6 separate regions of the Mus musculus genome follow, and regions 1, 3, 4, 5 and 6 are each linked to region 2. Evidence: chromatin loops called from intact Hi-C (ENCODE). Cell type or tissue: left cerebral cortex. All regions are shown on one strand.

Evidence for each region. Hi-C counts contacts between places; a loop is a spot of excess contacts. Peaks named below come from ENCODE experiments on the same cell type or tissue, not always from the same donor. Only the 100,000 strongest peaks of a DNase experiment are listed, where the experiment ranks them.
Region 1: a loop joins it to region 2, with 2.8 times the contacts of the local background. A loop is called at or near these places in 3 of 42 quality-filtered maps.
Region 3: it touches region 2 in a loop (2.4-fold over the local background); 14 of 42 quality-filtered maps call a loop at or near these places.
Region 4: a loop joins it to region 2, with 4 times the contacts of the local background. A loop is called at or near these places in 8 of 42 quality-filtered maps.
Region 5: a loop joins it to region 2, with 4 times the contacts of the local background. A loop is called at or near these places in 5 of 42 quality-filtered maps.
Region 6: a loop joins it to region 2, with 3 times the contacts of the local background. A loop is called at or near these places in 13 of 42 quality-filtered maps.

What each region holds. Positions count from the first base shown.
Region 1 is chrX:8,173,263-8,178,262 of GRCm38, forward strand. Tbc1d25 (TBC1 domain family, member 25) reads right to left here and starts at 2,662. Exons shown (of 6, transcript NM_172478.4): 1 at 2,449-2,662; 2 at 939-1,048. The coding sequence starts at 2,571. In left cerebral cortex, a CTCF peak has its summit at 2,518; DNase peaks (open chromatin) are centred at 2,332 and 2,746; H3K4me3 peaks cover 1,536 bases; H3K27ac peaks cover 638 bases.
Region 2 is chrX:8,252,536-8,257,535 of GRCm38, forward strand. No RefSeq gene overlaps it. Among named protein-coding and RNA genes, the nearest start is that of Ftsj1, 2.6 kb to the left of the region's middle. In left cerebral cortex, CTCF peaks have their summits at 2,389 (motif pointing left) and 3,476 (motif pointing left); DNase peaks (open chromatin) are centred at 149 and 2,372; H3K4me3 peaks cover 745 bases; H3K27ac peaks cover 474 bases.
Region 3 is chrX:8,190,984-8,195,983 of GRCm38, forward strand. It overlaps Ebp (phenylalkylamine Ca2+ antagonist (emopamil) binding protein), which reads right to left and starts at 2,529. Exons shown (of 5, transcript NM_007898.3): 1 at 1,818-2,529. Porcn (porcupine O-acyltransferase) reads right to left here. Exons shown (of 15, transcript NM_023638.4): 15 at 2,863-3,294. The coding sequence ends at 3,193. In left cerebral cortex, a CTCF peak has its summit at 3,011; DNase peaks (open chromatin) are centred at 1,369, 1,977, 2,600, 2,974 and 1 more place; H3K4me3 peaks cover 1,997 bases; H3K27ac peaks cover 1,132 bases.
Region 4 is chrX:8,143,203-8,148,202 of GRCm38, forward strand. It overlaps Rbm3 (RNA binding motif (RNP1, RRM) protein 3), which reads right to left and starts at 2,678. Exons shown (of 7, transcript NM_001166410.2): 1 at 2,436-2,678; 2 at 1,753-1,870; 3 at 1,371-1,477; 4 at 646-745; 5 at 456-549; 6 at 49-127. The coding sequence starts at 1,855. The coding sequence ends at 70. It overlaps Rbm3os (RNA binding motif protein 3, opposite strand), which reads left to right and starts at 2,225. Exons shown (of 3, transcript NR_033561.1): 1 at 2,225-2,529; 2 at 3,290-3,416; 3 at 4,354-4,762. In left cerebral cortex, no CTCF peak of the experiment used is centred here; DNase peaks (open chromatin) are centred at 2,131 and 2,562; H3K4me3 peaks cover 2,230 bases; H3K27ac peaks cover 1,143 bases.
Region 5 is chrX:8,161,714-8,166,713 of GRCm38, forward strand. The region is part of intron 3 of Tbc1d25 (TBC1 domain family, member 25); the gene reads right to left. Among named protein-coding and RNA genes, the nearest start is that of Tbc1d25, 12 kb to the right of the region's middle. In left cerebral cortex, no CTCF peak of the experiment used is centred here; DNase peaks (open chromatin) are centred at 1,555 and 2,880.
Region 6 is chrX:8,202,757-8,207,756 of GRCm38, forward strand. Porcn (porcupine O-acyltransferase) reads right to left here and starts at 3,769. Exons shown (of 15, transcript NM_023638.4): 1 at 3,619-3,769; 2 at 2,809-2,977; 3 at 1,440-1,632; 4 at 1,036-1,079; 5 at 613-794; 6 at 403-533; 7 at 270-287. The coding sequence starts at 2,944. Gm33135 (a long non-coding RNA gene) reads left to right here and starts at 2,951. Exons shown (of 3, transcript XR_878043.1): 1 at 2,951-3,034. In left cerebral cortex, no CTCF peak of the experiment used is centred here; DNase peaks (open chromatin) are centred at 2,566, 2,961, 3,371 and 3,798; H3K4me3 peaks cover 1,953 bases; H3K27ac peaks cover 1,686 bases.

The DNA.
Region 1 (5,000 bases), 79 kb before region 2:
CAAATGTTCAACTGCAACTACAAATCTATTCAGATCCACTTGTGCAACTATATACACAGATATTTTACTTGATGATCACTGTAAACCAAGGATCATCCTAAATATGGATCAATTTCACACTATTTAAATTCAGTCCCCCACAACAAGATAACCAACCCACCTGCCCCCAAGTGATATCAATTCTCAGCTATCAGACTGGCAAATTTTGCGAAACCATTGTCTGGGAGGACAGGAAGAAAGAAAGTGATTTTATACTTCTGAGGCAGTTTCATTATGTTGCTTAGAGTGGCCTTGATCCTCTTGTCCCAGCCTCCATAGTACTGATATCACCATGCTTGGTGAAACAAATGTTTTCTTTTGTCTTGTGTGTGTATGTGTTTGAGAGGTCTCTCTGTGTAGCCCTGGCTGTCTTGGAACTCACTCTGTAGACCAGGCTGGCCTTGAACTGTCAGAGATGTGTGTGCCTCTGCTTCCAGAGTCCCCGGACTAAAGGTGTGGACCACCATATCCAGCAAAACCTTTTCTGTGCTGTGCAGGTAAAACCTGTCTGGAGAGTCATTTTGAAAACATTCCTTGAAGGATTTTGTTTGTTTGTTTGTTTTTGAGACAGGGTTTCTCTGTGTAGCCTTGGCTGTTCTAAAACTTGTTCTGTAGACCAGGCTGGCCTTGAACTCACAGAGATCCACCTACCTCTGCCTCCTAAATGCTGGGATTAAAGGTGTGTACTACCATCACCCAGCTATTCCTTGAAAGTTTTTAAGTAGCCCAGAAATACTACTGCTAATTTTTTCTTAGGACTTTTCTCACAGATTCCAAGCAAGATACACCTATTCACTGTGGAATTATTTGGAAAAAAAAGCAGCCAAACAACAAAACCAAACCCCAGAAACCTGGCAGTGACTTTTAAGATGAGCGCCCTGCTTCATCTTCCCACTCACCCATTTAAGTCAAAGGCTCGGATGAGGATGTGCTGCAACACGTCCAGCGAGGTGATCTGAGGATCCACCGCAAAAGAGCGGAACTCAGGGGACAAGAAGCTCTCACATTTCTGTGGAAAGAGGACAGGGGGAGGCCATGAGGGGGCACATCACCGTGTGGAAAGGGTGGGTAAGGTAAAGAGTGGCAGAAGGCAGGAGTCGAAGACAGGGGAGGGACCAGGTTTTAGGTGAGATGTTCTTGGTTTTTGTTCTGGGCGAGGGGAAGTCACAGGAAGTCTCTGCGCAGAGAAAAGATGATATGTCCTTTGAATTTACAGGGTCCATGTTTGCTCTGCCAAAGCAGACTGGCAGGAACGAAGGCTAATGCAGTAGTCCAGGTGTCCAGTCCTTCCAGAGTCCCTTAAATATGGTTGCCAGAATCACCATGTCCAGCTTGACACAATCAAATCAGTGACTCCCCCCCACCCCCCATAGTGCAAATCTCCCTGTAACACTGTTTGTTGCTCAGATCCTTCTTCAACAGCAAACCTAGGTGCTGGAGCTAGCCCTCCCTCCACTCTGAGATGTATTTATGGCTCTACTGGTATCAAACTGTTGAGAGTTCCTTTGAGTACATGCTTTCCAGACTTCTGTGTGCTGACCTCTCTCAGAGTGAACATCCTTCCCACTTCATCTGGCTTACTAAAACCTTTGCCTTAGAGCGCTAACACCCCAAAAGTGATCTCTGGCACTCCAGTCTGAGCCACCGGTCACTGCTTGCAGGTATCACAACGGGTTCCTTCCTCAGAGTGTGTTATATGTCACAAGCTGTCCTATGTGCCCTTCTCCCTCCTGATTGTCTATTACTTTTGCCCCCAGGCTTCCTTCTCCAACAATATGGGAACCTACAGGAACATACCACACTCATCTAGGTGTTCCCTCTACCTAGAACTCTTCTCCCATCCTAAATGCATATGCTAACATTTTGTTATTATTATTATTATCCAGGTCTCTGTGACTTGAGTCCTCTTTAGGGGATTTTCCTATACAGCTTTGGGTAAAGTAACTCCCTAGAGATCCTAACCTTTCCTATCACTTTCTCCTGATATTCACCAATGTTCAAAATATCTCATTTAATTGTTTTTGTCCCCCTCCCACAAGCACGTGGGCTCAGGGGTGGGACATGGACAAAAGTGAACTCTCAATAGCTATTTGTTGACTGACTTTAGGACTATCCCTTCTGACAGCGACAGCACCTCCTTCCTTCCTCTGGACTCCAGAGGCCCCTCCGGTAACCCTACAACCCACCTCTCTACCCGTAGGCTCCACCCATCCACTCCATTGGCCCTGTCTCCTCTACAGTTCCACACCCAACGACAAGTCCCCAAAACCCACGCCTTCATTCTATCAATTCCGCTCTCCAGCCTCGCCCCCAGTCTCCAAGTCACGCCCCAAATTTCAGGTCTGATGCTCTATCCTAGGACAGTTACGGTCTTTTCGTCCACTGGGCGCCCAAGCAGGCTAGCCTCACCTTGACTCGGACCCGTACCACCTCACGCTCCTCCTCCTCAACCGCCGCGGCCGCCTGGGCACCTCCGACGGGCGGGGGCGCTGCCGAGCACGCCGAGTCCGAGGCCGCGGAGGTGGTTGCCATCCCGCCGCTGTCGTCTCTGTCCAGGTGATAACCGATAGTTACCCGTACCCTAACGTACACCCAACAGTGCGGGCGCCCGCGGCCCCACCTTGCACCAGAGCGCAGGCGCAGAGGTGCTGTAGGACCCTGCCCCTCCCACCTGGCTTGGGCTGGAGGTCGCATCTGAGCATGCGCCTAGAGTGCTCTTGCCTGGAACCCCGCCTCCCAGAGTGGAGAATTTTACTTTTTACTGCCTGTGTGTAAGTGCCTGTCCAGGTCCTGCCTGGCCCGGTCCGTGGCGCCGTTGTTTTGGCAGTTTACTTCCGGATTCATGAACCGCCGCGTTAAACGGACGAGCTTGAGAGAGACAAGAGGGAGGCAAGGAGGCCACAGCGTGCTGACATAAACGTTCCAGAACCGGCTTTGAATTGCCACGTGCCTTTGGTGACAGATGATGTCATCGGTTTCAAATACTTCCCTTCGAATTAATATCCTGAAGGGGGAAAATAGTACTCTAAAGATTTTTTTGTTTAGTTTTTTTCCTTTCTTCCTTTCTTCCTTTCTTTCTAAACAGAATCTCACTAATTTCCCAGAGATAATTTGAACTTCAGTTTTTTTTTTAACCTCAGACTTCCAAGAACTTCCAGGTGTGTGCCACCTTCTCCATGCCCACCTCCCAATCTCTTAATTTACACTTATATTCAAGGATAAAGTTTTACACACGTCTAAATCCTTGTTTATACTTCCTTAAGTAATTTACCAAAAAACAAACATTGTATGCTTTCTGAAGGTCCTACTTCTTTCCTAAACTTTTTTTCCAGGTTTTTTTGTTGTTGTTATTTTTTGTGACATTTTCATATAGTTCAGGCTAACCTTCAGACTCTGTCTCAAAAGTGCTGGACCTACATTGTCTTTGTTTTGTTTTGTTTTGTTTTGTTTTTTCGAGACAGGGTTTCTCTGTATAGCCCTGGCTGTCCTGGAACTCACTCTGTAGACCAGGCTGGCCTCGAACTCAGAAATCCACCTGCCTCTGCCTCCCAAGTGCTGGGACTAAAGGCGTGTGCCACCACTGCCCGACCCTACATTGTCTTTGTTTTACTTAATCATTACAGTTTGTTGAGGTCAGCCCTGTTATAAGCTCTATCTGGTTTATCTCATTGATAGAGCATATGTCTAGTATACAGGAGGTCCACAGCACTTCAGTCACAATAAAAATATGTGTTTGTTAAATATGAGTTAGATCGTTGAACACATCTTATGCTTTTTGTTTATTTATTTGCTTATTTGTTTGTTTTTTCAAGACAGGGTTTCTCTATGTAGCACTGGCTGTCCTGGAACTCTGAAGACCAAGTTGGCTTCAAACTCACAGATATCCTACTGTCTCTGTCTCCTGAGTGTGGGGATTAAAGGTGTGTGGCCACCCCAGCCCAGTGTCTTAAGCTCTTTGAGAAAAAAATGAGATAGGTTTTCACTATGAAGTTCTGGCTGACCTGAGACTCTCCATGTAGACTAAGCTGGCCTGGAACTCTCTTCCTCCAGACTGCTAAGATTAAAAATGGACATTACCACAGCCAGCGGGGGAGTTCAAATCTTTTTCTATATTTATTTACTTATTTATTTATTTAATGTATGTGAGTATAGTGTAGCTTCCTTCAGACACACCAGAAGACGGCATCAGATCCCATTACAGATGGTTGTGAGCCACCATGTGGTTGCTGGGAGTTGAACTCAGAATTTCTGGAAGAGCAGTCGGTGCTCTTAACCATTGAGCCATCTCTCCAGCCCTAAAATTTTTATTACATTTTATTGTATGTGTGCATGTGCCACAGCATGCATGTGACAGACAGTCAAAGGACAACTTTCAGAAGTCAGTTTTCTCCTTCCTCCAGGTCAGTACTGTGCATCCAACTCAGGTCACTAGGCAAGGCAACAAACACCTTATACCCATGGAGCCATCTCATAACCCCTGTCTGTCTATCTATCTATCTATCTATCTATCTATCTATCTATCTATCTATCTATCTATCTATCTGAGATGGTCTCAAGTAGCCCATACTGGCCTTGAACTTGCTATTTAGCTGGAGAAAACCCTGAGCTTCTTGCTCCTGAGTGGCAGGATTACAGGCTGTGCCACCATGCCTGGTTTCATGGGTTGCTAGTGTTGGAGATCAGAGCCAGGGCTTTGGGCAGGCCAGCAATGACTCTATCAGTGACTCTGATTTCTATCTCCAGTGGCTTTTCTCAGTCTGGCATATATTTTTAAAATTTTTTTGGCCTGGGTATTATACATTAAAAAATATATCTCGGGGGGCTGGTGAGATGGCTCAGTGGCACCCGACTGCTCTTCCGAAGGTTCGGAGTTCAAATCCCAGCAACCACATGGTGGCTCACAACCATCTGTAACAAGATCTGACGCCCTCTTCTGGAGTGTCTGAAGACAGCTACAGTGT
Region 2 (5,000 bases):
AGTTCTCGGCTAGTCTGGCTACACGGAGAGACCTTGACGTGGGAAACTTCCACCCCTCCCCCATCGCCCGCTCACTCAGACAAGATAACTTACTTGGCCGCCTTTTCCCTTTTACATCGGGACGGTTATTTAACCTATGTACTACATTTCCCAAAATTCAGCGGGCACGACCACGCCCATTTTTCTTTAAGTCTGGAGGGAAAGGAAATTACGCAAAGGGGGTGGAGCGTGACCACGCGAAGTGAAAAGTCTGTTGCGAAAGCAAGCTAACCTGGAGGCTACGGCGAGCAATTTTGAATTTTACTACCGGGAAGCTACCGCATACGATTTGCAATTTTGAATCCTACTTCTACCGGTTGACTGAAGTGCTTTCAATTTTGCCACCTTAGAACTTTAGTTTCCTCATCTGAAAAGAAGGGATAATCACCTATCTAGAATTCACGGTGTTAATCGGATGCACATCCTTTTCTAATTGTATATTTTCCAAATACTTTTTAATACATTTTAACCACCACCACTGCCCTCACCGCCTCCACCCGCACCACTGAAAAGCATGTCTACGGATTTGCGAGACGCACTGAGTAGAGGCTCTTGCCGCCAAATCTGACCACCCAAGTTCGATTCCCCATACACAAGGTCATGGATGGAAGAAGACTGATTCCTGCAAGTTGTCCTTTGATCCCCAACATGCGCACTTGTCACGCGCCCCCTCCCCCAAATAAATAAATAAATAAATAAATAAATAAATAAATAAACGGACGAACGAACGAATGAATAAATACATGTATGAATGAATAAAAGTTTTGTATTTTTTGTTTTTCCTTTTTCCTTCCTTCTCTCTCTTTCTTTCTTTCTTTCTTTCTTTCTTTCTTTCTTTCTTTCTTTCTTCCTTTCTTCCTTTCTTCCTTTCTTCCTTTCTTCCTTTCTTCCTTCCTTCCTTCCTTCCTTCCTTCCTTCCTTCCTTCCTTTCTTTCTTTCTTTTTGTTTTTTGTTTTTTGTTTTTTCGAGACAGGGTTTCTCTGTATAGCCCTGGCTGTCCTGGAACTCACTCTGTAGATCAGGCTGGCTTCGAACTCAGAGATCTGCCTGTCTTTGCCTCCCAAGTGCTGGGATTAAAGGCGTGCACCACCACTGCCCGGCGAATAAAAGTTTAAAGCATATATGCATGTATGAATATGTATATGTTCTTTAAAAATTCATTTTCTGAAGTGCTGAATTCAAATCCCAACAACCACTGAGCCATCTCTCCAGCCCCTATGTATGTGTTCTTGTGTGTGTGCTCATGTCATGACCTAGTGCATGAAACACAATAATTGAAAGTATTTACTGTGTATTAGGCACTATTCTAGTGCTCTCAGCAATGCGCTGGTAAATGGTTAACTGGCTTCTGGCAGGGTAGGGGATTGGGCCTGTTTGTAGCATTTGTTAGTTTCCATGGTTTACATATTATCTATCATCTGGTCAGATTTTAAGTCACCCATGTGTAGTCTAAACACAGGTGCAGCAGGACATCATTATGTATTAATTCGACCATACAAAAAGAGAAATGGCTTCAAGAACATAGGAAATGAATGCGATATAGTCAGATAACTGGGAAGTGATACATTTTGAGTATCTATTATGCATAAAAATCCTATCCACTTAATCGTTAAGTTCACAGTATTATTTTTCTTTCTCTTCCTCTCCCCATGGTTTCAACATAGGTCAAGCTGATCTCCAACCCACAAACCACTCCCCACCTGCCAAGTGCTGAGGTTTCAGCTTTTCCCACCCTAGTGTTCTGAATTTCTTATTTTATTTCTTTGAGACAGGTTCTCAGAGAGTTACTATGTAGCTCTGGGTGTCCTAGAACTCATTATGTAGTCCAGGCTAGCTTCAAATTCGCAGAGATCTGTTTGCCTCTGCCTTCTTAATGCTGAGATTAATCAGCATTTCATTTTAAAGATCAATTTAATTTTATATGTATGAGTGTTCTTTTTCTACATGTATATGCAGAAAACATGCACGTCTGCAGCTTAAGGAGTTCAGGAGGTGTCAGACCCTGGAATTGGAGTCAGGATGATGGTAAGCTATCATGTCAGTGCTGGGAACTGAAACTGGGTTTTCTTCAAGGGCAACAAGGACTTTTGACCACAGAGCCAACTCTTCAGCCCTAGCGTTTCAATATTAACAATAGTTATTTAACAGTCAGTTTACAAAATTCTCAAAATTGAACAAGCTTACTTGTGAAAACCTATATATGTTGTTTCCAGTGTACTGCTGAATTCTTAAAATGTTATTTTTAGGAGCTGGAGAGATGGCTCAATAGTTAAAATGCTCTTAATTCCCAGCAACCACATATGGGTGGCTCACAACCATCTGTAAAGGGATCTGATGCCCTCTTCTGGTGTGTCTGAAGATAGCAACAGTGTACTCACATACATAAAATAAATAAGTAATTCTTTAAAAAAGTTATTTTTAGATTTTATTTTGTTTTGTGTGTGTGCGTGTTTTTGCCTTCATATCTGTATGGGAATCAAAGGCATTCCTGGTGCCTTTTGAGGCCAGAAGAGGGCATTGGATCTCCTGGAACTGAAGAAAAATAGTAAATATTTTATATATTGTGTATCATGTATAAAACCTAGGCATCACCCTATACATATAACATACAGTGTATATGGTAATATGTCTCTATACATTTAGTAAGAAAACTATTAAATACAGGTATACTAGTAACTAGATAAGAGAATGTTTTAGGGGGCTGGTGAGATGGCTCAGTGTGTAAGAGCACCCGACTGCTCTTCCGAAGGTCCAGAGTTCAAATCCCAGCAACCACATGGTGGCTCACAACCATCCGTAACGAGATCTGACTCCCTCTTCTGGAGTGTCTGAAGACAGCTACAGTGTACTTACATATAATAAATAAATCTTAAAAAAAAAAAAGAGAATGTTTTATCTTTAAGGTAGGGTCTTCCTATATAGCCCACTCTGTCCTTAAGACTTGGTCCTCCTGCCTTAGTCTCCATAGCATTGGGATTACAAGTGTGACATACCATGGCCAGCAAATAGATGATGTTTTGTTGGGTGGCGAGAAAGTAAGATGAAAAGAACAGACAATAAAGAAAGGATTGCATTACCCTTTCTTCCTTTTGAGATGAGATCTTGAGAGGTTGCCCAGGCTGGCCTCTACCTTGTGGGCTCAGTCCATTTTTTCTGCCTCAGTCTTCAGAGCAGGAGCGCACACTCTGAGGATATTTGGAGGAAATGCATTGCAAGAAAAGGGAGCAGTAAACGCAAAAGGCTGAATGGGAAGAACTTCGGCAAGCATTCAGAGAACTAAAAGACGGACTCTCCATGTCTTTGAATGGTGGTGGTGCAGGGAGGGTGCGGGTGGGGGGGTTGGGGGGTGGGGGGGGTGGGGGGGGTGGGCGGGGTGGGGGGGGAGGCGATTGTGATGCTTTCTGCTGCCCCCTACTGCCTAGAACAGGGTCTGTTCTCAGTTCATAGCAACTAGCCTTTTGTGGCTGTTTCCTCATTTTCTTCTCAGTATGTTCTGTATTTTCTTTTATTGCCCAAGCACCCAGGGACCTATGCAAACAAGGTAAAGAGTTTTGAGCTGCACCCCCAGCCTCACTTTATGCTTTATTATTAATTTTTTTTTTAAGCAGAGGCTGGTGGTGCATACCTGGCAGGCAGAGGCAAGAGGATTTCAGTGAGTTTGAGGCCAGCCTGGTCTACAGAGTGCACTCAGGCCAGGCAAGGTTACATAGAAAGATACTGTCTCAGAAAAAATTGTGTGTGTGTGCGAGTGCTTGTCTGGAGGTCAGAGGATGACTTTAGGAAATTGGTTCCTGCCTTTCCCTTTGTTGAGCTAGATTCTCTTCTCTCACTGTTTTTGCTGCTGCTTTATGTAGCCCAGGAAGAAGGCAATGCTAACTTCTGGACTCCTGTCTCTGCCTCCCATTGGACTACATGAGTGCCAGGATTACAGATGCATGCCACTTCATTTGACTTTTACTTGGGTTTTGGAGATCCATCTTAGGTCATCTCTCTTGTGTGGCTATTGCATTTATCCATTGAGAAGTGTTGTGGACTCTACGCTGCTACTCTGTATTCTAGAGAGGTCCTAGGAAGAGACAGAAACATCCCTGAAGAACAGGGTTTTTGTTTGTTTGTTTGTTTGTTTGTTTGTTTGTTTTTGTTATTTTAATCTCTGGATAGGGGGCTGGAGAGATGGCTCAGCGGTGAAGAGCACCAGAGGTCCTGAGTTCAATTCCCAGCAACCACATGGTGGCTCACAACTATCTGTAATGGGATCTGATGCCCTCTTCTGGTGTGTCTGAAGAGAGCAATGGTGTACTCATATACATAAAATAAGTAAATAAATAAATCTTTTTTTTTTAAAAGAAATCTGTCTTTTTTTTGTTTTTGTTTTTGTTTTTGTTTTTTGAGACAGGGTTTCTCTGTATAGCTCTGGCTGTCCTGGAACTCACTTTGTAGACCAGGCTGGCCTCGAACTGAACTCAGAAATCCGCCTGCCTCTGCCTCCGGAGTGCTAGGATTAAAGGCATGTGCCACCACGCCCGGCTTTTTTTTTTTTTTTAATATCTCTGGGTGGGGCTGTGACGAGGCTCTGTTATGTGGCAAAAACCACTTAAGGGACCTGAAAGCCAAAGAAGGAGGGACAGCTTGGGATGCAGCTCAGTTATAGAGGAGCACTTGCCTGGTGTGTGTGTGTGTGTGTGTGTGTGTGTGTGTGTGTGTGTGAGGTCCAAGGATGGAGGCTCTAAATTGAGGCTCCATCACTACAGAAGAAACAAAATGTTACATTAAACAAGAAAGGTGAAGCAACATTTTGGTCAGTGGAGCTCAAGAGAGCCTTGTGGGGTGAGAGGAACCTGGCTGCAGTAAACAAGTGTGAGAAAGGAAGGGTTCAAACAGGCCACTGCTCCACAAAAGGGGAGGGAGTGGGGGGCACGGGGGCCCGTGCTCATCCTGCTGGATGCTTCCTATGTCCTGTT
Region 3 (5,000 bases), 62 kb before region 2:
AAAAGAATATAACTGGGGATGTATCCGTGATTTAGAGCACTTTCTCTTGCAAAGGACCTGAGTTCAATTCCAAGCACCCACATGGTGGCTCACAACCATTTCTAACTCCAGTTCCAGGGGATCCAACACCTTCTGGCTTCTGTGGGCACATACATACATGCAGTCATAATACTCATATAAAATAATACTCATAATAGTCATAATACTCAAATACACATATAAAATAAAATAAATCTTAAAAAGGGACCATAGCTCAGATCTGAAACCTTATAAAGAATAAAGGCTTGGCTGAGGCCCCTGGCAAGTATAGCAACAAGAAGCGGGCCTGGCTTGTGACAGGAGAGCTAGGTAGAAAATCGAGTAGCCATGAGAAGGAAAAAGGTCCTCCTCACTCTCTCGGTAGGAATGGCAGAGATGTTGACGTATTTGACAAGGTCACCTGTAAAAGAACTATAAACCCTTCTGCGAAACAAACAGCACAAACCTGTCAAAACTGGGTAATGGACTCAAATCCAAAGTCCTTGCCAAACATGCATAAAGATTTCTTTGATCAACAAGTTTTCTCTACCATCTTCACCGGCAAGTAAGTACTGAAATCTACTGCTTAAGCACAGTGCATTAAAAAAAAAAAAAGTCCCCAACCACACACTTTCCTTTTTTTTTTTCTTTTCTTTTGTTTTTGGTTTTTTCAAGACAGGGTTTCTCTTTATAGCTCTGACTGTCCTGGAGCTCACTTTGTAGACCAGGCTGGCCTCGAACTCAGAAATCCACCTGCCTCTGCCTCCCAAGTGCTGGGATTAAAGGCGTGCGCCACCACCTCCCGGCTCACACTTTCCTTAATATTTCCACTCAGTTATATAACACTGCATGGTAGCACATACCTGAAATCCCAACATTCTGCGGGGCGAAGCTGAAGCATTGCCATAGCTAGCCTGGTCTACCTAGAAAGTTCGGGGAAGCTGGGCATGGTGGCGCAGGTCTTTAATCCCAGCACTTGGGAGGCAGAAAGTTCAGGGTAGCCAGAACTAAATAGCAAGATACTACATTCAAACAAACTTAGACATTAAGTAGCTTCCAAGACCTCCAAGTCAGATAAAGAGCTTCTGCTGGGTGCCTAGGTGCATTCCTTTCCTTTGTCAAGTGCAGCAGAAACTCTCTAACTTTGCTTCATTGTGATACCCCCTATCGTTTTTTTCTGACACAGCGGGTTTCAAGGCCGCTGGTACACCTAGGCAGAGGCTCCTGAGGCTCTAAAGAGGAATCATCAGATTGTACTGCCAGCATCATCGAGTTGTACTTCTGGTTGCTAGTCACAGAGTATGATCACAGTCTGGTGGGCGAGTCACTGTCAACAAGCCAGGTCCTAGCACTTTGGGGCTCAGTTTGTTGGAAAGACACAGGAATGTAGTCGGGGTGCACTGCAGGGTCCAGTGGCTGAGATTTAACTGGACGCTACTCCCACCCGCAGGGGGCTGCAGAGATGAGGAATCAGAGCTGCGGCCCCAAGCACCACGTTTCAAAAGCAAGAGTCCAGGCAATTAGTGTGCCACCCTGCAACAAGCTAGAAGTAGCAAAAGCAGGGGTCTCACGGGCGGCGCTAACCAAGAGAAAGGAAAACAAAGCCCAGAGACCACCAATCACAACCAGAACCCTCCACTGTAGCTGCCCAACGAGAGGGCGAGTCTTCCGTCGTCTGGACAACCGATTTAGGGCCCGGGTCCCGCGCAAGCGCAGGGTAGGGCAGGACTCGCAGGCAAACCGCTGTCGTGGAGGGTCTGGGCACGTGGAGGGGCTCGGACAAGCTGGCTGGCACTCACCCCAGGCGGCGCGATCGCAGGGCGACTTCCTAACACAGGCTTGCGACTTTCCAGGAAGACCTGCAGGCTCCCTAATAGCCCCAGTTCCGCTCAGCTCTAGCGCTTCCCCGCCCGATGGAGCGGACCAATAGTGAAGTGGAGAAGGTGGCTTCTGCCAATAGGAGTCCTCCGAATGTCGCAGGCCCTGTCCTCGCCTATGGTGTCATCTTCCCTGTTGGCTGAGACCAAGTCAGGAGTAGGGTGGAGACCTCCAAGGTCTGTGGGCGCTTTCTCCCGATAGCAAATCTATGCTATTCTGAGCTTCAATTTCCCTGCCCTCTTATCAATCGCACAAGATGAGGCTGAAATTTGAAACCCTCAACATTTGCTAGTGACCGGAGTTGCGTGGTCTTCTAAGTTTTCTAGGCAACCAATCAGTTCCCGGACCCATTCTTAGCCCAAATGCAGAGAATACGACAGGTGGATTACATTCAGTACAAACAAACCTAGCGCCCACCAGAGCTCAGAACTCTCCAGTCCTAACAGCATCGGTCACCTTCAAACCCTCACTCCTGCTGAGCAGTTGGTGTAGACTCTCAACAGTGCCAGTTCTTAAAAGCCAAACAGAAGGCATGACGGTAAACAAGTTGGCAAACAGACCTCGTCAGCATTTAGTCAGAATATTGATCATCTCAAACTGTCATTTTAATTATTACCTACGGACCAGTAGGCATCAACCCTTCTTCTGTCTTGCCCTACCCCGCCCCGTTCGAATCTGACGAACCAATCAGTACAGGGATCCCCCAGTTTTCCATGAAGTATTACTAAGCCTCCCCCACAAAATCTGTCCCTGCTCTACGCAAGCAGGACCAGGACCCCGCCATCATAGACTCATTAGCCAATCACAGACCATGTTGAATTCATCGCGAATAGATCACAATTTTATTTTCCCTCTCCACGATTTTCAGTTTCCAAACCTTTATGTGTGGTGGAATTTCTTTGCTTTCCCTTTTTCCCCTCTGATCAGTGAAAAAAAAAAAAAAAAACAAAAAACCAAAAAACCGAGCCTGTTGTGTAAGTTCTACTTTTATTCGACAATAACAAACTGCATATAAAAAAGGGAGACGGCAGGCGCAGAGGCCCTGGATCTGCTCCTGTCTGCTTTCCCAAGTATCCATCGTTCCTTGGCCCAATAAGGACCACCCCCTTCCTGCCTGGTGGCGGGGTGAGGATTGACAGGCATAGAAAGTTGTGTGTGTTCCTATGTTGTGTGGAGGGGTGTTGGGGGTCAAGAATGGATAAGGGAAAAGGAGTAGAGAAAGGGTCTTTTCTCATCCCCCATCAGAGTTGGCACCCTAAGGAGGGGTATTGAAGGGGATTATGATGGTCATATGCCTCAGCCTATGAGACGGTAGAAGATCCAGCATCCAAAAGTGACCCAGTGACTGGCCCAGCTGAGCTCTGACCACTTGTGGACAGTGTATGCCATGCCGTAGCCCTGTGGGAGAGAAACAAGTCATGATTTTGAAATTCAACAAGGACAGTGAGTCTCCGGAAAACCCATCTCTTGCCCAGGGATCTTTGGTATTTCATATTCCTGAGTAAAAGAAGGGTCTAGGTGCTTATCAAGGGTGACCAGATACAGTTTGGTTTCTTCTTCTTTAAAGATCATTTTAAGGGGCTGAGTATACAGCTTGATGGGAGGGTCTACATGGGGAGGCCCCAGGTTTTGATTTCCAGCACACCAAAAAGAGTTATTTTAAAAATATGTTGGATGTGGTGGGTCATGCTGATCCCTGAGGTCGTTTGTATATGAGACCACTAGAAATCTGAGTGTCTACCAATACAGGACAAAGTAAACCCTGACAAATTCTTGCAATGAAAAAAAAAAAAAAGGAAGACTGTGTACTTAAAAAATTGGGGGAAGCCAGACGTGGTGATGCACACCTTTAGTCCCAGCACTTAGCACTTGGGAGGCAGGCCGATTTCTGAGTTCGAGGCCAGCTTGGTCTACAGAGTGAGTTCTAGGACAGCCAGGGCTACACAGAGAAACCCTGTCTCAAGGGGAAAGAAATTAAAATATAGAGTGTATGTTTTTGATATGCTTTGAGGAAGTGGGTTAATAGAATAAAATTGAATGTGTGCACATTTTGCAGTGAGTCTCTACAATACTTACTTTTTTGGTTTGTTTTAGGGGTGCTAAAGATCACATTCCAAGCATGGCAGGCAGACAAAGGCTCTACCACTGAGCTATACTCCCAGCCTTAAAGTCTTTTTTTTCAAGGCAGGGTTTGTGTGTGTGTGTGTGTGTGTGTGTGTGTGTGTGTGTGTGTGTGTGTAGCCCTGGTTGGCCTGAAGCTTACTATGTAGACCAGGCTGGCCTCAAACTCACAGAAATCCACCTGCCTCTGCCTCCTGAGTGCTGGGAGTAAAATCATGTACTACCACAGCCAGAACTAAAATGTTTTAAGAAGTGGTAAAGCCTGACATGGTGGTGTGCGCCTATAATGTCGATTTGGGAGGCTGAAACAAAGAGCAACGTTTTCTCTAAAAAGAAACCAAAGTGGGCTTGACGGCTGACTCTCGTAATCTTTCTTTTTCTCAAGACAGCGTTTCTCGGTGTGGCCTTGGCTGTCCAGTAACTTCATCTGTAGACCAGGCTGGCCTTGAACTCAGAGATCCGCCTGCCTCTGCCTCCTGTGTCCTGGGATTAAAGGCGTGTGCCACCACTGCCCAGAGACACAAGTAATCTTCACACTAGGGAGACTGAGATTTGACAAACAAGTTTCAAGTCAGCCTGGACTGAAATGATAATAACAACAAAACAAAACAAAACAAAACAAAAAAAAACACCCAGAGCTTTACCTACTTACTTTTTTTAGGAGACAGGGTTTCTCTGTGTAACCCTGGCTGTCCTGGAACTCAGGCCAGCCTATAGAACTCCATGAACCAGGCTGGCCTTGAGCTCAGAGACAGGGCCTGCCTCTGCCTCCTGAGTGCCTAGCTGCAAATTCAGATTCTCTACACTCAATCTGAAGGAAAAACTTTTTTTTTAAGATTTATTTATTTATTATATGTAAGTACACTGTAGCTGACTTCAGACACACCAGAAGAGGGCATCAGATCTCATTACAGATGGTTGTGAGCCACCATGTGGTTGCTGGGATTTGAACTCAGGACCTTTGGAAGAGCAGTCTGTGCTCT
Region 4 (5,000 bases), 110 kb before region 2:
TCTGATGATAACAGGTTGACGCAATGCCAATCTTCAGGTCTCACCTACATTTTGTGTGCATGCCCCATCTCAGTTGTCATAATTGTCTCTGTAATTTCCTCCTGAGTAGCGGTCATAGCCACCCTGGCTTCTGGGAAAAAGCGATATTGTTTTACAAGAATGTATTCTACATTGTAGACATTAAACACTAAAAACTATACATGTCATGTTTCATAATAGCAGATTCACAATAGAAATGTTAGTCAGTTTTCAGGTGATGGAGACTGTATTCTTGAGATTGGTACATGGTGGGCACGGGCAATTGACCTTTGATATATCCAAGCCACATAATACTCTTAAAAAATGTATAATAAACAGGATACATAAAATATGAGCACTATGTAAAATTCCCATTTTCAGCATAAACTAGATTTAAAAACACTGGTACCTGACTATCCCAACCTCTCAATACCCACCTGCCACTGTAGTCTCTAGACCGCCCATACCCATATCCATATCCTCCAGGACGACTGTCATATCTTCCACTTCCATATCCCTGGTCTCCACCACCTACAGAAAAATATTCAAATAGTAGCTGTTCAGACATAGGCTCTTAACATTAAATAGCGCTACTTAATCTCATAATCAAACCATGACTGCACTTACCTCTAGAGTAACTGCGACCACGCCCACCAAAGGCACCCCCTCTGGATCCCCTGGCAGACTTTCCTGCATGATCAACTCGGATTTGGCGCCCATCCAGGGACTAGGTATGGGAAGGAGACAGACACAAGGAATTGTCAGTCACAGTAGGGATGAGGGAAGAATGGGCACAGGCAGGTAGGTGTAGGCAAGAGCCCAGAAATTCCTGCTGGGCACCAAATTCTGGGTGCCTCGTCCAAGCCAAGCTCCGCTGACCAGAATGGCTTCACCAGGAGCTATGGAATCCCACAAAAAGACCTGAATCCACCGGTCTCCCCTGCTACTACTTACATCTTGACTGAACTCAGGCTGACGTATCCTCCCCACTCCTCTAAGCTGCCCGACTATTAGGGCTAGACACCTCTCTCGGTCTGAGGCTTCAGAGTCCATCCCAGCAGACTCACGAGGTCCTCTCCGGTCCTCTGCCAGGCCCACAGCTCTGCAGACTCTACTACCTAAGCCCAGAGCAGGTCAACCATCCACAGGTGGCTTCTCCGCCTCATGCAGGACCAGTCGTCGCCTCCCAGGCAGCCCGGCTCTGTCTGCCGCTGCCCTCCACCCCCTAGAACAGAAGGCAGTCATGCTCCTGTGAGTGGCCACGCTGCCCCTGGCAGACATAGAGGGAAAACAGAAAGAACGAAGAAAGTGGCAGACAGGGAGACGGCCCCTGTGCAGGCAGGAGGCCTCACCTCTCCATTCATAGCTCTCATCGCATCTGAGGCATGCTCTGGGTTTGTGAAGGTGATGAAGCCAAAACCCCGGGATCTTTGAGTCTCCCGGTCCTTGACAACAACCACTGGGGGAGGGGCAGAAAGACAAATGTTAGAACCCTAACATCTAAGTAGAAAGTAATAGCCAGGCACAGCCACAGATCAAATAGCACTTGGGAGAATTAGGACCCCGCCAACCCCCCCGCTCCTGTTTAAAAAAAAAAAAATCCTGTATCCAACTGAATTTATTTCAGCCTAACCGTTACCGTACAGACATGGAAGTTAAAGAGAATTTCAGGTTTTAGTTCTAGACTAGCTCTTCTCCACCAACCCTCAACCCCGGGGCTGGTCCATGGCTCACCCTCAGAGATAGGCCCAAAGCTGCTGAAGTGGTCTTCAAGTGCCTGTTCATCGGTGTTGAAGTTGAGCCCTCCTACGAAGAGTTTCCCTTCTTCAGACGACATGGCAGAAGGCAAGTCCTAAAGGGAGTGCACGAATTATTGGGGAGTCAATGTGGCAGGTAGTGAGGTGTACAATATCCGGATACAGAGAATTACAGCGAAGACAGAAAATGGGTTAAAAGAGACAATTCAAATGGCAAGAGGCTCGGGAGCAGAAAAGGCGGGAACCAGCAAGGCTGGGTGAGCCCATCCGCCATTTGATGACTCCTATCGCGCATGCCCACAACATCCCAGGCTGCCACGCCCGTCATTTTGTACGGTCGCGCAGGCCTACAGCAGCATTGCATTTCCTCTTTCCCCGCAGAACAAGATGGCGGCGGTCACGTGGGAAGGGACAGCCGGTACAGGTTGGCGCGTGGTCCCCGCCGCCGCCCGAGCCCGTGCCTTCCGGCATTTCTCCCGTTCCGATGCAGCACGCCCGCCTCACAATGAATACATTTTTGCCTTCGAGCCTGGGACTAACCCTCCTCAAAGCTCAAGCCCACATATCAGCGGCCACAACTCTTCCTGCCCTCGTCCCTCGCCCATAGAGGGCAAGGAAGTGAGGTGGGGAACGAGCGCTGAGCAAGGCGAAGGCGCTTACCTGGAAATTAAAAGTCAGAGGACGGCAGAGACGACGAGCTCGAAGGAACCGGGAGAACAGAGAGACTGCGGCGCGGGAAGACGCCTGATAAAGCGTGCGTAGCCGAGACGTCACACAACGTCCCCCAGCGCGCCCTGGCGTGCGTGCTCATTGGTTGAGGCCAGCGGGGGGGGGGGGTTGGGAAGAGGACGAGGAAGGCGGAGGCAGCAATTTGCCTCGCCGCTTCCGGGAATCGAGAGGAGCTTTATGAGTTCAGTGCGTTCTCCTATAAGCATCTCCTTTCTGCCCGAGAGACTGGCCCCCTTTCCATCTCAAACGGTTGGATCCATAGAGCCTTTTCCTCCCTGACGTCATTTTCAGTGTTTTTGACGTCATCTCTCCCTTTCCATAGGAAGTCCTAACTGACAGTAGGTCGGTGCCAGCGAACTGCCGTCCTCAGAAACCAATCTTTTCTTTTTAGACCTTTAACTGCATATCCCTTAAGGCCCCGAGGCCTTCAGAGTTCTTCCTGTCAAACCTTACATTTCCGAATGCTTAGCCCCTCCTCCTAACATATAGCTGTGTGTTAGCGGACTCCTTCCCTTGGTGTCATCCTCTGACTTAAGTTTGCATCCTTATCTGACAGTCTCTTTACGCCTGATAATGCGTTCAGCAAGCCAGGTAGCCTAGCTTCAAAGGATGCAAATCTCAATCCACTAAACGAATTTTACTCTCTATTCGGGATACTGGGTCTTGATCGAAAGGATGAACTTTTGCAGTACATAATGAAATCCATAGCAAGTAGTGTCTAAGTCCACTGCCTGACGATGTGATCTTTCCCAGCCTTCAGTGCCTAATAACTTGTTTGCCTCCAGGAACTCTACATTGTTGACTCCTAGAATAAATTTGTTCAACATTGTAAAGGCCTGCCTCCCACTCCTCCACCAACCCCACCACAAATCGATTTGCTACCCTTTGGATGCCATTCATCTGTAATTCCTGGTAAGCTTATTCCCACATTTCTCAGTGATTTTCATGGATTTTTATTAAATTTGTAAGTAGTTATCTTTAGTTGAATACTTTTTGTTGTTCTAATATTTCTCACCCTGTGGTCTGTCCCTCACTGTATGCTCAGGTCACCCTGGAACTCATAAAACTTTTGCCTCAGCCTCTTCAGTGCTGGGATCATCACCACAACCAGCGTGTCTGTACTTTTAAAGAAATCCTCCCTGCCCAGGTCCCAAAGATACTCTTCTGCAGCTTATTACGTTAGCTGTATACTTTTGCTTTTAGTTTAAGGTCCTCAGTCCTTCTATAGGGTTCAGCTCAGTGGCAGAGTGCCTTCCTAGTATGTGCAAGTCCCTTGGCTTATATCCCAACAAAGAGAGAGAGCTGTGTCTGCTTTTACTGTGCCATTGAACCAGATGCCTCATCACCATCTATCAGAAAACTGAGGCAGGGTTGTGAATTGGAGCTTTAACAAGTTCCAGGCTAACTTTAGCTAGCCTATGGTGAGACCCCGTATTCAAATAAGCAAACAAAAATTGGATGATTTTTGAAATTGCATTTAATGTAGAGTTGAGAATAACGTCATATTACGTGAGGGTTTAAGGTATGTGCACACTGATACTGTTCCCATTAAGATCTGGCACTTTAGTTGGGTATGATAACTTAGACCAGAAATCCTAGCACTTGGGGAGCCTGGAGCAGTAGGTTCTTGCATTTAAGGCCAGCCTGGGCTACCTAATTAGTTACACCCATCTGCCAAACTCCCAAGAAAAACGCCAGACAAAAGAATTGGAGCCTAGTTCTCTTGCCCCTTGAGTATGGACTGGACTTAGGGGAGCAATTATAATGTGCAAAATAATTGAAGCACAAGTCAGAGTGTGTCGTGACTGGGTCGCTGAAAGGCACTTTGGTTTTCTGTTCTCTCATGCAGGCTGAGCTTTCTGTGACATGTTTGCTGGTTTATCAAGAGCAGTCCTAAAGAGGGGACTAAAGTGACACGGAACTGTGATATACTGCCAAGAGGTACAGGAACAGGCCTTCCTAGAAGTGGATCCACACCTACACTACTGTGTAGGCTGACACCTGGATGGATGGTATATGAATGCTATGAATCAGAGTCACCTAGCTAGGCCAATCCCAGAACCCCGACCGTCTAAAACCACAGATGTTTGTTTTGTCTTGAGACTGTGTAACTCAATTTGTGAATTGGTGCTTAGTTCCCTTGCCCCTTGAGCCTCACACAGGCTCGAACTTAATGCATGCAGCAGCATGCCTGATATACTCATTAAGCTTTGTGCTAATTTGATATCAATAGATACCTAATACATCTTCCCAGCAAAGAGCATGAAATATCTTTATTTACATCACACACACACACACACACACACACACACACACACACACACACAGAGCAAGTGTAGGGAAGGGAGGGAGACAGGGTCTCTATGTAGACAGGGTCTGTATGTATTCTAGGTTGGCCTGGACCTCACCGCATAGCCCAGGATAGCTTCACACTCTCAATCCTCCTACCTAGCACTACAGATGTGCATCACTGTGACTAACTTTATCTATTTATTT
Region 5 (5,000 bases), 91 kb before region 2:
TAAATAGATGGACACTTTTCTGATGTAAAGAAATGGCTCACCAAGGGGCTGGAGAGATAGCTCCTCAGTTAGGAGTATTAGATGGACTTTCAGAGGAGACAGGTTCAAATCTCAGTACCCACAAGGCACAGCTCACAACTGCCTGTAACTCCAATCCCAAGTCATCTGACCCTGTCTTCTGGCCTCTATGAGCACAGTGCATGCACATGGTACACAAAAACGTGCAGACAAAACACCATACACATAAAATATGAATAAATTCCAGAATGAAAGCCAAACACAACTTAAGACCATTTTAGGCCAGGTGTGGTGCCACATGCCTTTAATCCTAGCACTTCAGAGGCAGACGCAGAGGCAAGGGGATCTCTGAGTTTGTGGCCACCCTGGTCCAACAAAGTTCCAAGACATCAGGGCTACACAGAGAAACCCTGTCTCAAGAGGTGGTGGGGGAGAAAGAAAAAGAAAACAGAAATGGCTCATCAATTGGCCAGGGCTAGTTAGCATACAGTGTAGACAACTAGGCTCCCTCAGAGCCCATTCACATGCTGATGAGGGTGGTGGATAGCTACAAATACATTCACAGGAAATAATACACATAGATTTGGGGTGCTTTTTTTTGTTTTTTTGAGACTGGATCTCTGTATAGCTCTGGCTGTCCTGGAACTCACTCTGTAGCCCAGGCTGGTCTCAAACTCACAGAAGTCCACCTGCCTCTGCCTCCTGAGTGCTGGGATTAAAGGTGTGTGCTACCACTGCCTGACTTATAAAATCATAAATATATATTTAAAAAGTGGCTCATATTTGTGAGCCAGATAGGCACAAGTTGACAGTCAGCATGGGCTACACAGTAAGTCCAAAGCTGATATAGGATATATTGTGAGAACCTGCCTCAAAAAGCAGGAGTGAGCCGGGCATGGTGGCGCACGCCTTTAATCCCAGCACTCTGGAGGCAGAGGCAGCCGGATGTCTGAGTTTGAGGTCAGCCTGGTCTACAGAGTGAGTTCCAGGACAGCCAGGGCTACACAGAGAAACCCTGTCTCAAAAAAACAAAAACAAAAACAAAACAAAACAAAACAACAACAAAAGCAGGGGTGGGGTGGAGTTGAAAAGAAAAGAAACTTTAAGATAAACCTGGCACACATAAATAGAAAGCTCCAGCAACAGTATGACCACAAACAGTGTCAGCCAGCCAACTCTACTAGTAGCCCATACCTAAAACCTATAATGCTGGTACTTGGGGGGCAGAGAAGGAAGGATTGTATGAGACCAAGAGAGGAAGCAGGGAGAAGAGAGGAAACAAAGAAAAACGGGGGTGGTACGAGGAAAGGAGGTAGGGAGTGAGAGAACAAATATACTTTCAAAGGCTAAAAGGAGTCAACGGGGAAAGAGAAACCATTTATGAAATACTGATAAACAGTAGGGAAATTGAAAGTGTGTTTAAAAACAGGCACAGGATTTCTGCAAACACAAACCTGTCGAGTGAGAAAACCTGGCATGGGCTAACAGAGGCTATAAATAGTCTTTACATAACCCACTTTGGGTGAGTGTGCACACATTTCCTGCAGACACATCCAAGCATTTCAATATGGGCTTCTGGCCCAGACCCTATCTGTGGTATTATATAATATATATGATACATACTACATTTTCATCATAAAGTTGTCAAACTTGCCAAACCTTAAACTAATATAGAAATCAGAAAGGCCGGGTGTGGTAGCCCACGCCTTTAATCCCAGCACTCGGGAGGCAGAGGCAGGTGGATTTCTGAGTTCGAGGCCAGCCTGGTCTACAGAGTGAGTTCCAGGATAGCCAGGGCTACGCAGAGAAACCCTGTCTCGAAAAACCAAAAAAAAAAAACAAAAAACAAAAACAAAAACAAAAAAACAAAAACAAAAAAAAAAAAAACCCCAGAATTCTAATGTTTTCCCCCTGAAACTGCATGAAATTATTTTAAGATTCACAAGAACAAATTCATGTTTAAGAATAGCTAAGAAAAAGAACATCAGGAGGATGACAAAGGCTTTTTTAAAAATTAAAACTGACCACAAAAATCACTGTCATTAAACATAATAGTGTTAGCCCTATGTAAATCCCAGCACTTGGGAAGAAGAGGCCGGTGAACCTCTGTAAGTTTCAAGCCAGCCAGGGCTACATAGTAAGACCCCATCTAAAAAAAAGTGTGTGTTATATATATATAGTTACACACACACACACACACACATACATACATATATATGGCTAGAGAGATGGCTCAGTGATTAAGACCACTAGCCAGGCGTGGTGGTGCATGCCTTTAATCCCAGCACTTGGGAGGCAGAGGCAGGTGGATTTCTGAGTTCGAGGCCAGCCTGGTCTACAAAGTGAGTTTCAGGACAGCCAGAGCTATACAGAGCTATACAGAGAAACCCTGTCTCAAACAAACAACAAACAAACAAACAAACACCACTAACTTCTTCCCGAGGTCCTTGTACTTCCAGGGCCTACACAGTGGCTCACAATCACCTTAATTCCAGTTCTAAGGGGTCCAATGCCTTCCTCTGGCCTCCAAGGACACCAGGCATGTAGGTGGTACACACACACACACACACACACACACACACACACACACACACACACACACCCCTAAGGGGTATAAAGAAGGTATAAAAGTCTTTGGAGCTAGAGTTACAGGCAGCCATGAGCTGCTGCATTGTTGGTGCTGGGAAGCAGCAGAACTCAGATCCTCTGAAAGCACTATGAGTTCTTAACTGCTGAGCCAGCTTTCCAGCCCATACCTTTTCTTTCTTTCTAAAATATATTTCTCTCTATGTGTATGAGTGGATTTACCTGCACGCATGCTTGTACACTTTGTGCAAGCCTGGTGCCTATGGAGGCTAGAAGAAGGCAGCAGAGCCCCTGGAACCTGAGTTAAAGACAGTTTTAAGCTAGCATATGGTTGCTGGGAACTGAAGCCAGGTTTCTGCAGTAGCAGCGAGTCCTCTTACTGAGCCAGCATCCAGCCCCAGCCCTAGAGCTTTTTGTTTTTTGTTTTGAGATGGCCTCACTAAGCTGCCTAGGCTGACCATGAACCCACTGCGCAGGCAGGTCTTAAACTTGTCATCTCTGCCTCAATCTCGCAACTATCTCAATTGTTTTCCCTTTGTGTTGGGGGAGAAAGAGGGAGAAAGTTTCTGATTATGTAGCCTAAGCTGGCCTTGAGCTCACAGAAATCCTTCTGTCTCAGCCCGATTGCAGGGGCTTACAATAATCCTCCTGTCTTTGCTTCTTTCTGCTTCTTGATTGCTAGGATCACAGACATGTGGTCCTCTACCCAGCTGTTTCGGTGAGCATTGTAGAGGACTTATGCATACTACTACTGTACAAGCATTCTTTTTTTTTTTTTTTTTTTTTTTTACTTATTCATTTACTATATGTGAGTACACTGTAGCTGTTTTCAGAGACTCCAGAAGAGGGCGTCAGATCTCATTACAGATGGTTATGAGCCACCATGTGGTTGCTGGGATTTGAACTCAGGACCTTCAGAAGAGCAGTCAGTGCTCTTAACCACTGAGCCATCTCTCCAGCCCTGTATAAGCATTCTTATACTATTAAGTTACATCTCCAGCCCCAGACAGTTTTTTTTTCTTTCTTTTTTTTTTTTTTTTTTTTTTTGCTTTTCAAGGATTTCTCTGTGTAGGCCAGGCTGGCCTCAGGAAGCAGAGGCAGACAGATGTCTGAGTTTGAGGCCAGACTGGTCTACAGAGTGAGTTCCAAGACAGCCAGGGCTACACAGAGAAACCCTGGCTCAAAAAACCCAGATAGATAGAGAGAGAGACAGACAAACAAGGAAACTATTAGTAGCAATAATAATAATAATAATAATAATAATAATATAAAGAAAATTATCACAAATGTCCAAATTGGTTCAAGGTCCTGGCTTGATAATCTACCAAGTGTAGAGGCGAAATGGGCTCCTCAGAGAGACTCAACCTTCCACTGAGTCACATGCTTGTTGCTTTCAGAGCCATGAAAATGGACTCAAGGGGCTGGAGAGATGGCTCAGCTGTTATGAGCCACTGGGCTCATAATAGAGGACCTTAGTTCTATTCCTAGCACACACACTGCAGCCCACAACTATCTGTAACTCCAGCCCCAAGATCTCTAATCCTCTTCTGTCCTCCCTGGGCACCAGGCATGCACATGGTGCACATATTCACATGCAGGCAAAACACCTATACACAGAAAATAAATAAGGAAAGCAATATGATCTCAAGAATGCCATTAACAGGGCTGCAGAGATGGCTCAGTGGGTAAGAGCACTGGCTGCTCTTCCAGAGGTCCTGAGTTCAAGTCCCAGCAACCACATGGTGACTCACAACCATCTATAATTAGATCTGATGCCCTCTGCTGCAGGTGTACATGCAGGCACAAGGCTGTGTATATTTAAGTAAATCTTTTATTTTTAAAGAATGGCATTAACAATATTATACTACACAGTCCATATACTCGACACTTAAGAGTATATCATGGTCTTCCAAAGCATTTGGGTTCAATTCTCAGCAACCATGTTGGAGCTCACAACTGTTTGTAATTCCAGTTCCAGGGAATCCGACACCCTCACACAGACATACATGTAGGCAGAACACCAATGTACATAAAATACAAATAGCTTTAAAACGTTTTATAAAAAGAGTATAACATGTAGATCATAAGCCAATTGTATATAAATATGAATATACTCTCATGTCCCTACATATGACTAAATTTGTTTGTAAAGAGTAAAGGACCTGTAAGGTTATACAGCAAACTGATCACTCAAGCAGAAGGTGTGTGTGTGAGAGAGATGTATAAAGTTAAGCATAGTGTTCCCTAGAGTATGTAGGACTTTTGTGTTGTTTTGTTTCGCTTTTTGAGGCAAGGTTTCTCTGTGTAGCCCTCGCTGTCCTGGAACTCACTCTGTAGACCAGGATGGCCTCGAACTCAGAAATCTGCCTGCCTCTGTTTCCCAAGTGCTGGGATTA
Region 6 (5,000 bases), 50 kb before region 2:
TAATACACACTTGCCGCTTCCCATTTCAGTCATAGAACTTGTTTCTAGTGGTACAACAGAAGGACATCCAGACACAATAGTGTTGGAGTGTCAGTCACACATGGAGTCACAGAGCCAAATCTTGGTCAAACAGACATCCACAGACAGACACACTTGGTCTCTGTGCGGTAATGGGGTAGATGGTCAGCCAGATTCAGATGTCTGGAAGCAATTGGCCCAAGGCCCAGCCCTGGTCAGCCCACTTGCCCTCAGCACCTGCCCTCATTTACCTGGCTTTGCGTTTCTTGCTGTAGTAACAGAAGACAGACAGAAGCATTAAGAGACAGGCTCAGAATTGGGAAGACCCAGCCTTCTACCCAACCCCCTCACTGCTACACGGGGGGCCTTGAAGGCTGTGCTCACTTGCGAAGGAGTCGGTCACCGTCGAGGGGGATGAAGTAGGGGAAGAGGTAGGGGCCCACACAAGTGGACAGTACAAGGCACAGCAGGGCCAGCGCCAGGCTCCGGGCCACCTTCTTCAGCCATCGGCGGCTCTGTGGGATCAAGGATCCATGAGCACTGCCCCATGGCGGCTCCCACAGTCCCTGCCCACCTGGCCACCCAGAAGCTCACCAGTGGGCGGCCTTGGACAGCCTGTAGGTAGCTGTGGAAGGATATCCAGGGCCCAAAGACGATGGTGCCCACAAAGTAGAGGTAGCCCATGAACTCCACAGGTGAGGGCACTGCACCCACCTCGCCCCGGTCCAGGTCGAAGCCCAGAGACACCGCCTTCATGGCCACGATCATCTGGGCCCCTATGTGTGGGGCCCATGGTCAAGTGTATGGATAAGAAAGCATGTCACCATGAAAGATAGGGCGCACCAAGTGTGAGATGAGAGGAGAAGGGAGACACAGTGATAGGTAGAAAGAGACAGAGACAAAGATGTCAGGGGAAAGGGAAGCCTGCACTGTATGGTGGTTGGTTTATGAAGGGGAAGGTCCAGGAGGGCTCTCAGGAGGTGAGGAGGGCAGGTGGGAGGGCAGAGAGCTACCCACCTCGCATCTTGTGCCATGTCACGGTGTCCACCATGTGCATCTCACTGAGGAAAAAAGGTGATGGTCTTGGGCCTATGCCTCCTAGGGCTTTGGACACTACCGGGGGCACGGAGGTATTGAAGGGGTTCTGCCTTCCTAACCCATATAACACATTAAGAAAAAAAAAATCCCCAGGACCCCCTCCTCCAGGGAAAGCCCATGTTCAACCTATCCTGTACAGCCTCACGGAAGGACACGTGTTTCAGGTCTCCTTCTGGAACACTCGTCATCCTCTCTGGTCCCTGACTCCTTCACTTTCTTAGAATCTCATGCCATCCTATCTTGGACCACTTCATCAAGGCCTTGGGGACCCCCCCCCGCCTGCCTTCTGCCAACAAGGGGAGGGTGAGGATGCACACCCATACCCCATGAGCAGGTAGATGAGGATGGTGACGGAGAGGAAGACGCCTCGGTGGGAGGAGTGTCGGCAGAGGAACAGCACGAGGTAGCACAGGAGGCTCAGCAGCACGACCCAAACCATGTGCAGCTGGAAGAAGTGGTAGAGGCTGAAGAAGCCACCTGCCACGGTGCTTGCATGCTTCAGGTAAGACGGTAACCCTTAGGGGGAGAGGGAGAGGGAGAGACAGAGGCAGGGTGGGAAAACAAGAAGCGGGAGGTTGGTAGGCTGGCAAGAGAAGAAGGACTTGGGCAAAAGCCTAGAACATGCTGGGGTCTAAGGGGACCCAAAGCTGGTACTGGAGAGCTGGCACGTGTGGCAAGGCCTGGGTTTAAAAAGCAACATCTACCAAGGACATTTCAGGGACCCTGAAAGGAAAATTTATCAATTGATGTTGGACAGGACTGCATCCATATTAAAATGTCACAGGGGTGGGGATGATGGATGCGGCTAGGGTTCTGTATGGGGTGGGATTGTTCTCAAGGACCATATGCGGAAGGACTTGAGGTGAGGGGTCCTGATGCCATCAGGTTATTGAAATGATTCAGAAAGAGGAGGACGGGATAGACAGGCAGGAAGACAGAGCAGTCTATTGTGGCTAGCTGTGAAACCAGGGTGACTGGCTTTTATATGTAAATGTATATTAATATTGTTTCAGCTTTTCAGTAGCTTTGACATGTCCCAAAATAATAAAGCTGGGGGGGGGGGAAAGAAAGCACCCACTTAAGATGAAGAGGAAAGAGTTGATTAGAGAACGTTTGATTTTCACAAATGCCTGTATCCTAGAGGAATCCTGGGGATTTCAGAACTTTCCCATTTGGATATTGACTTTGCTATAACTGCAGGAACATTATAGAATCAAAGAATCCAGAAATTTCACAATGTCCTGATTATAGACATTCATAATGTCACATTTTTGGAAGTCCAGCATGTGAAAATGTCAACTTGGCAGACTCTTCATACCTAGTAACTAGGACGCTTTGGGATAGGATACTTGTAACAGCAGCATTCCAGGATCTGATTGGAACACCTTGGAACACAGACAGTTCCGGATCCCACCGTCTCAGAGTGCAGGAATGCTGAAGGTCATGTCTTGGTTTAACAGGATGTGGCTTGCCATGGTGTGGCTTGAGGTGGCTGTATGTAAAGGATGTGTTGTGGTGGAATTGGGGCTTAGCTTAATGGGATATGATGGGGCTGGACCTGTAGGGACCTGCTTTGGCATTGCAGGACGTTGCATGGTAAGATGTGGTGGGGTAAGGTGTAGTTTGATATCCATGAATGTCACAGATAAGATAAAATCTGTTGTGGTGGAACACAGTTTGGTAGGCACTTACCCAGCCTCCAAAGGAGGCGGCAGGCGAAGCAGATGGTAAGAAGCAGCCAGATCTGGTCAAGGCCCTGTTGGACAGTAGGCAGGAGACAGCCCTGCAGTAGCTGCTGGAAAAATTCCTGGCGGCTGAAGGTGGCCATTGTGGACCCACACAGATGGATGGACAGATGGAGCTGCCAAAGGGAGGACACAGAGGGAGTGAGATGTCCGTGGTGCTGTCCACAATCAAGGTTGGGATTTGAGCACTCAGGACTTCAGCTTGGGGCTGCCAACCCCCCAGGGTGCTATTGGAAGGCTTTGGGGGAGGATATGAATATCAGGTACATCGGGCTGAGCCACCAACTGTGATATCAGCGGGTGTTCTGGATGCCCTGTGACCCGCAGGGAATGAAGGACCTTGTGTATCTAGAATGTTGTTAACAGTCTTGTTCAATGATGATAAAAATGATATGCATTCTAGACCTATATATCAAATGGGGCGGAAGAAGTGGGCTCCTTCGTTTCCAAGGTAGTCACTCAATGTGGAGTGCAGAAAGGGGGAGTCTGTGACACTTAGGGGCCGTGTGCATCTCTCCTTGTATGGATGTATCTTCCGCGAGCTTCATCTCACCCTACTCAGCAAAAAGCCGGCAACAAAGCCTTGCCCTGGTCGAGGGACTGCAGGAAAGTGGAAGTGCCGGCAGGGAACATAGCAGGGAGGGAGTCCTATAGGTGATGCGGACTAGGTCCCAGGACAAGGGGTATAGATCCGCGCCCCGCAGGCCAGCTTAAGGATGGGAACGTGGGAACCGCGCGCACACTACTGGAGACCTACCTGGCAGAAAGGAAGCCGTGGTCCTGGGGGCCGGGGACGCGCACCGCTGCCACTGTCGCCACCTCCTCCTGGCAGCCTCCCCCGCAGGCCGCAAGGCCGGGACCAGCAGTGGCTCCCAGGGCGGCGCGGCCGAGCGGGCCCTTTAAATCCCGGGGCGGGCTAGCAGCTGAGTTCCTCCAATCCGAAAGCGGGAGCGGGGCGGGGACCAGGAGGAGTGAGCCCGAGCATCGCGAGGAGGAGGAGCAGGATTGAGGGGCGCGGGGCGCTGGAGCACGTCGGCGCACAGAAGGTTCACCGGTACCTTTTTCAGGCCACTTGCCATTCCAGCTCAGGAACGTTCGGGGCGCAAGAATTTCCCAACTTCCAAGAAAACACTTCCTAATGATTATTTTATAAACCTTGAGAATCAGAATGGAAAAGATAGGGAGGGAGGGGGCTAGCCCCTTTTCTGCCAAATGCTCGCCCCAATAGTCCCTCTTGCATTCATACTGGCGTGACCCTTGTCACAGCTGGAAAAAAAAGCCATTGTTTCTCCTTTTCTATCTCTTAAGGAATCTGAAGGAATTTCCAAGTGTTCTTTAGCCCCAGGGAACAGATCGAAGCTTTTGTCCGTAATGACTGTGTCACCTAGGAACACTCACTAAGTGCCTTATCGACCCCCTAAGGGTTAGTAGTCGGCATTTGGTTTATCATTAACTGAATTTGTTTGCTTAATTCCTCAATAGAATGGGCCCTGTAAAGAAACTAGAAGGAGGCTAAGAACACGCGCAAAAAAAGAAATAAAAAAGAAAAAAACCAAAAAAAACCAACCAAACAAACAAACAAAAATCCCAGGATCTGATAAAGATCTGTCTGTATTGGTTTCTGTGTATCAACAAAAGGGTTTGTGCAGCACTATTCTCTACTGAACCTGAGATACAGTCTTGGGCATTCAATTCTATTCTTAGGCTGATGAAACCTTCAACTCCCAAGAAGAGCCCATTTCCCCTAAGGCGCACTTATAGGGCATTAAGGGGGCTTAGCTCCAAATGTGAATGTGAACGGAGAAACACACCCAGGTCAATCTTGACCTCATTCTGACCCCAGGAGCTAAGGAAAACAGGTTCTAATAAGATTAATGCTTGGCTGTATGGAGTTAAGGAAGTTGTGCCCATTCACTCTGGGCGGTGTCCCTTTCTGTTAAACAAAAGGGCGGGATTAGCAATTCTTGGTTAAGAGAAACTGCCTGTTTCTGTCCCTGCTGTCTGAAGATGCAACCCATGGCCTCCTTGTGCTTTCTAGGTAAATGCTCAGTCGCTGAGCTTTTTAACATGTATTCAAATGGAGTAAATTAATAGTCACGTTTACAAATGAAAAAAAATATTTAACACCATGGGTATGTA